Regions from separate parts of the Homo sapiens genome. Here region 2 is linked to region 1. Evidence: chromatin loops called from intact Hi-C (ENCODE). Cell type or tissue: pancreas. All regions are shown on one strand. Links, peaks and the distances in the headings refer to the core of each region. The heading gives the core; the rest is flanking DNA.

Region 1 (2,901 bases), core at 229-2,728:
TGAGTTCTGTTTACTTTTCTTTTTTCGAGTCAGAGTCTCGCTTTGTTGACCAGGCTGGAGTGCAATGGCACAATCTCGGCTTACTGCAACCTCTGCCTCCCAGGTTCAAGTGATTCTTCTGCTTCAACCTCCAGAGTAGCTGGGACTACAGGCACGCTCTATCATGTCCCACTAATTTTTGTAGTTTTAGTAGAGATGAGGTTTCACTATGTTGGCCAGACTGGTCTCGAACTCCTGACCTCAAGTGATCTGCCCACCTCAGTCTCCTAAAGTGCTGAGATTACAGGTGTGAGCCACTGTGCCCAGTGCTATTTACTTTTTAAAAACATTTTGTGTATCTTTTTTTACTTTATTGTCCATTAAATTATTAATACTCTTTGGTTCCTCCATCCCTGATATTCATCATTTATTTCATTAATTTTTATCCGTCTTACATGTTCAGCCAGAAGAGACTTCTTCTGTAAATATTATACTGCATGTACAAAAAGCATTCTTATGCTTGACTGAATATTGGACATGTATTTTTAAAAAACATCACAGCAATGTTGTAAATTGGCATTTTCTTGTAATGGTTTCATATCAACAATGGTTGGTTATTAATTCAGCCTATTTAAAGTTCTAGTAATTGCATGTGTGTGGTGTGCAATTGTTGTTTTATGCTCTTTTAATTGAGAGCCTAAGTATTTCTGTCCTATGGGAACTAAGCATGGTCCTGCAAGGGATGTGGCATACTGTCCAACCTAGAGCCTGGTGCACCGCAGGTACCCAGGAAATGATAGGTTATAATTGCTGCAGCAAGGCCGGGCACAGTGGCTCACGTCTGTAATCCCAGCATTTTGGGAGGCCAAGGCTGGTGGATCACCTGAGATCAGGGGTTTGAGACCAGCCTGACCAACATGTTGAAACCCTATCTCTACTAAAAATACAAAAATTTAGCTGGGCATAGTGGCATGTGCCTGTAATCCCAGCTACTCAGGAGGCTGAGGCATGAGAATCACTTGAACCCAGGAGGCAGAGCTTGCAGGGAGCCGAGATCGCGCCACTGCACTCCAGCCTGGGCAACAGAGTGAGACTCTGTCTCAATAATAATAATGATAATTGCTGCATCAATGCATGGCCTCCCCCTTTTCCCTCCCATTCTTCCCCTGCCCTCTGCCAGCAAACACCTCATCAGACTCCCCGCTAGCCTCTAACTATTCCCTGTCCTGGCTTTCCCTGTCACCATGTCCCTCTTACATACAAGGAACTTCCTCTTCTGTAGGGAACTGGATTCTGGGCAGGGAGGTGACAGCACGATGCTGGGGTGGGAGTCCGGCTTTGAAGCCAGAGGCAGTTGCAGCATCAGCAGGCCCTGGGAGCTGGTTAGAACTGCAGACTCTCGCCCCAGCCACCACACTGCAGTAAGGTGCCCAGGTGATCTGCACACACTTGCAGAAGAAAGTTTCAGAGGCACTGGCTTGCATAACCTCACCGCTCATATTAGTTTGCTAGGGCTGCCATAACAAAATACCACAGACTGAGTGGTCTAAACAACAGAAAGTTATTTTCTCGCAGTTCCGGAGACTGAAAGGTGTTCAAGATCAAGGTTTGGACAGGGGCAGTTTCCTCCAAAGCCTCTCTCCTTGGCTTACAGATGGCCACTCTCTTGCTGCCTCTGCACAGAGTCACCACTCTGTGGGTGCTCATCCCTGGTGTCTCTCTGTGAATTCAAATTTCCCCTTCTTGTGAGGGACACCAGGCAGATTGGATTAGGACCCACCCTAATGGCCTCTTGAAAGATCTTATCTCCGAATGCAGTTGCATCTGAGGTCCTGGAGGTTAGGACTTTAACTTAACAGATGAATTTTGGGAGGGACACAGTTGCCTCCCAGATTTAGTTCATAATGGCACTTTAACGAAGAAGAATCTAAGGCTCAGAGAAGTATGTCACAGTCCAAAATCATAGTACAGGCCAGGCGATAAGGGTTTTATCTCTCGACAGAGCCCTCCCCAGGCGGAGCAATGAAGGACAGTGCACAAGAGGACAGGAAATGGAGTGTGCTGTTTGCATTGAGGTTTCAGCTTTGCTTCCGTTACTTTTGAGAACTTGAATAAATGCCCTAACCTCTCCAGGCCTCAGTTTCCTTTTCTGTGAAATGAGACAATAAAAGGCTCTTCCTCACAAGCTGGTTGTGAGGATTCCGTGAGCAGGAATTGCAGAATTCATGTGAATAGCGCCTGAGGTCCCCTGATCCTACTCTGCCTCTTCTCTTTCCCTGCTATCCAAATCTGCCATTATTTACTGCTGGCCAAAAATGCCCAGTGATTTTCCCCAGGTGGTTTGCAGTTTAATAGCTAGAAAAACCAAAGGCTTGAAACTGTCACGGTAGAATTGTAGGCATTGGCTAGCAGGTGCATGCAAGTCTTGGCCATGCAAGAAGGCTTTCCTGGATGCTGAGCTTGAGGCAGGAACTGAAAGGGAAAACTTGCTGATGTGCCCTTCTGCTCCTAGTTCCTGGAGGTTCTCTCTTCTAAATAGGCTGCATATGATTTGATTTCATTTCACTCTAAATTGCTCAGCCTGCAACTAGGGGTGCAAGGTGGAGTCCTACAAATCAATTCTGCTGTGCAAATAAGCAGGCACCTGCTTACTTGGGGGTGCTTAGAAATGAGGCCAAGCTACGAAGTGTTGAGGAAATGATTGCAGTTTTCCTTTGGGGTCAAACTGGGTTTAGAATACAAAATTGTCTTCAAATATTAGTTTGTCCTTTCAATGTATGTACCATGCGTTTTATGAAGGTCTGCTCTATGCAAAACACTTTGCTAAGGCTAGAGTGGGAAGACGGAGAGAATGTTTCTTCTTTCCTGTGCTCACAGGAGCTCAGAGCAGGAGTGCAACTAAGACCTAGTAATAGGGTTCCA
Region 2 (2,901 bases), core at 163-2,662, 75 kb before region 1:
GGCCCAGCGCCTTCCAGTCTAGGAGCCTGTGACCTGGGACAGGATCCCTGGGGAAAGGGTGAGGGCTGGCAAAGGGCCCGCCACCCTGAGCACTCCAAGAGACAGGGGTGGAACTCACTTCAAGGATTCAGGGCGGCGAGGATCCTCTCCCACCGGCGAAGCGGACACCGCGGTGGGGCTGCGAGTACCCAGTTGTTGTTTTTTTCTCCTTCCCTGTTCTCCACCCCATGCACTTTTCCGAGGGGCAAGCTCCGCAGTTCTCCCATCAAGGAGGCTCTCCAGGCTCCCTGCCGGCCTTCGGCTCCTGGGGTGGAGGTGGGCGTGGGGTACATGGGCCCTAGGAGAATGGGGTGTGAGAGACTCCCCTGGGCTTATGGCTTTGGTGGCACCTCAGGCTGTGGAATGGGGTGGCGAGTCTTTGGAAGTCACAGAGCCCAGGGTCGGTGGCACGTGATGAGGCGCAGGCCTGGCTCAGGGGGTGGTGCCCACGGCCCTCGGCTCCTCCCCCGGGGCCGCCCCGCCCCGCGCGGGAGGGGACGGGCGGGGACCGGCATGGGTAGGCGCGGCGACCCGCAGGGCCAGGTGCAGGGCCCGCGAGTCCGGGGTCGCCGCAGCCCGGGAGGAGTGTCTGGTCTCCGGCCTGCCTGTGCTGTCCCCGCGCCCTGTCCACTGGACTCCCGAGACCCTTGGAACCCAGGTAACCCGGGGCGGGACTCCCCGCCGCGCGCCGCCTCCCCACCTCCCGGTCCACGCGCACCCGCCCTCCGCGGCAGCCCCAGCCGCCCTGCGCCCGTGGAGCCCGTTGAGCCTGGGTGGCCGCTCCGAGGGCGGGTCTGGGAAAGTTTGTGCCGGGGCGGCCCTGATCCGGCGGCGGCGCGGCTCGGCCACTTTCACCGCACGCGGGGCCGGTGTGAAGGTGGGGCGGCCGCCGCCGTGCAGAAGGCTCTCTGCTGCAATCGAGGGCGGTGAGGGGAGCTGTTGCCTTCTCGCACCTTTTCTCTCACTCTCCAGGGCGTTTGCGCCGCTTATCCTTCCTCCACCGCCCCCCTCCCGCCGCCCCCACTTTAATAAAACCCTTGGATTGGGGCTGCACAGTTGGCGATTTCTTTACACCTGTGCTTCCCGCCTCCTGAGCCCAGATGTGAGCCTGGGCTGAGCAGGACCGTGTGGGTGAGGGGCGGCCCACTGCCTGCGGGGGTCGTCCCGGCCCTGTTGAAGTGGGTGCCCAGCTACAGGGAGTTCCCCCTGCTCTGTCATTGGCCTCCCCCCGGCCACAGCCCCCAGCTGGGCATCTCCTGGCTCCCCTAGCACTTCCCAAGTCCTAGTCGGATGAGCCCAGGAGAGGGGGTGGACCCCGGCCCAGCAGAACAAGAACTCAGGAGCCCGGTAACTCTTATCCGTGAGCAGAACCGGCTTCCTCCCGCTTAGGTTGGGAGGAGGGCTCAGCTTAGTGGGAGTCGGGGGTGACAACTGCCCCTTCCCACGCAGAGCCATAGAGAAGAGATGGGGAGAGGTCAGGGGATCTGAGAAGAGCTAGCAGCCAAAAAGGGACACATCCCTGATTTCATTTGAACCTAACAAACCAATGGCGAGTAGATATTAACACATGGGCAGATGAGAAGACAAGGAGGCCCAACAAAGCTCAGCCATTTGCTGGAGAAACTGGTGGGCTTTTCTCCACCACTGAGTGGCGGGTTTCCCACCGCATCCTTCCAGAGCTGCATGGTCGCTTCTGCATTCTTGCAGTGCCCTTGACTCAGCAGAGGTTTGTTTCTTTTACCCCACTCCCCACCCCCCTAGGTTCTGCCTGTGAAAGAGGTTCAGGGGAGAGGGCACCTCCAAGCAGACACAAACTCCAGTCAGTAAGGTCCTCCAAGAGCCAGCCAGAGCCTTGCTAAGCTCCCAGAACTGCAGGAGGGCAGGGACCTGCTTTGTTCCCTGCAGGGACCTGCTTTGTTCCCTGCCGTAGCAATAGTACCTGGCACACGGAAGGTGCTCTGCGAGAATGGAATGATTAGCCTGCAACAGCAAAGCTTCTTTTCCAACTGCCTTATCTCTGCCCTTGGCAAGCAGAAAGGGCACTCTGAAAAGTTGGATCAGAAAGGTGTCCAGCCCCACCACTGAGATCCCTTGGCACCCTTACCCACGTGGGGCAACATTTTCCCCTTACACCAAGAGTACATCCTTAATCCCGTATGCTTTTCTTTCTTTCTCTTTCTTTCTTTCTTTCCTTCTTTCTTTCTTTCTTTCTTTCTTTCTTTCTTTCTTTCTTTCTTTCTTTCTTTCTTTCTTTTCTTTCTTTCTTTCATTCTTTCTCTTCCTTCCTCCCTCCCTCTCTCTCTCTCTTTCTTTCTTTCTTTCTTTCTTTCTTTCTTTCTTTCTTTCTTTCATTCTTTCTCTTCCTTCCTCCCTCCCTCTCTCTCTCTCTTTCTTTCTTTCTTTCCTTCTTTCCTTCCTTCCTTCCTTCCTTCCTTTAGTTCGTTTTCTTTCTTTCTTTCTTTCTTTCTTTCTTTCTTTCTTTCTTTCTTTCTTTCTTCCTTCCTTCCTTCCTTCCTTTCTCTCTCTCTCTCTCTCTCTCTCTTTCTTTCCTTCTTTCTTTCTTTCTTTCTTTCTTTCTTTCTTTCTTTCTTTCTTTCTTTCTTTCTTTCTTTCTTCTTTCTTTTTGACTGAGTCTTGCTCTATTACCCAGGCTAGAGTGCAAGGGCGAGATCTCAGCTAACTGCAACCTCCGCCTCCCGGGTTCAAGCAATTCTCTTGCCTCAGCCTCCCGAGTAGCTGGGATTACAGGCGCCTGCCACCAAACACAGCTAATTTTTGCATTTTTAGTAGAGACAGGGTTTCACCATGTTGGCCAGGTTGGTCTCGAACTGCTAACATCAGATGACCCACCCGGGTTGGCCT

Evidence for each region. Peaks named below come from ENCODE experiments on the same cell type or tissue, not always from the same donor. Only the 100,000 strongest peaks of a DNase experiment are listed, where the experiment ranks them.
Region 2: it touches region 1 in a loop (2.3-fold over the local background); 3 of 110 quality-filtered maps call a loop at or near these places.

Annotation. Positions count from the first base shown.
Region 1 is chr15:69,373,596-69,376,496 of GRCh38, forward strand. All of the region lies in intron 3 of PAQR5 (progestin and adipoQ receptor family member 5), which reads left to right. Among named protein-coding and RNA genes, the nearest start is that of KIF23, 39 kb to the right of the region's middle. In pancreas, for the core only: no CTCF peak of the experiment used is centred there; no DNase peak of the experiment used is centred there.
Region 2 is chr15:69,298,360-69,301,260 of GRCh38, forward strand. It overlaps PAQR5 (progestin and adipoQ receptor family member 5), which reads left to right and starts at 553. Exons shown (of 9, transcript NM_017705.4): 1 at 553-697. It overlaps PAQR5-DT (PAQR5 divergent transcript), which reads right to left and starts at 404. Exons shown (of 3, transcript NR_184010.1): 1 at 119-404. In pancreas, for the core only: no CTCF peak of the experiment used is centred there; DNase peaks (open chromatin) are centred at 352, 602 and 1,276; H3K4me3 peaks cover 1,759 bases; H3K27ac peaks cover 2,061 bases.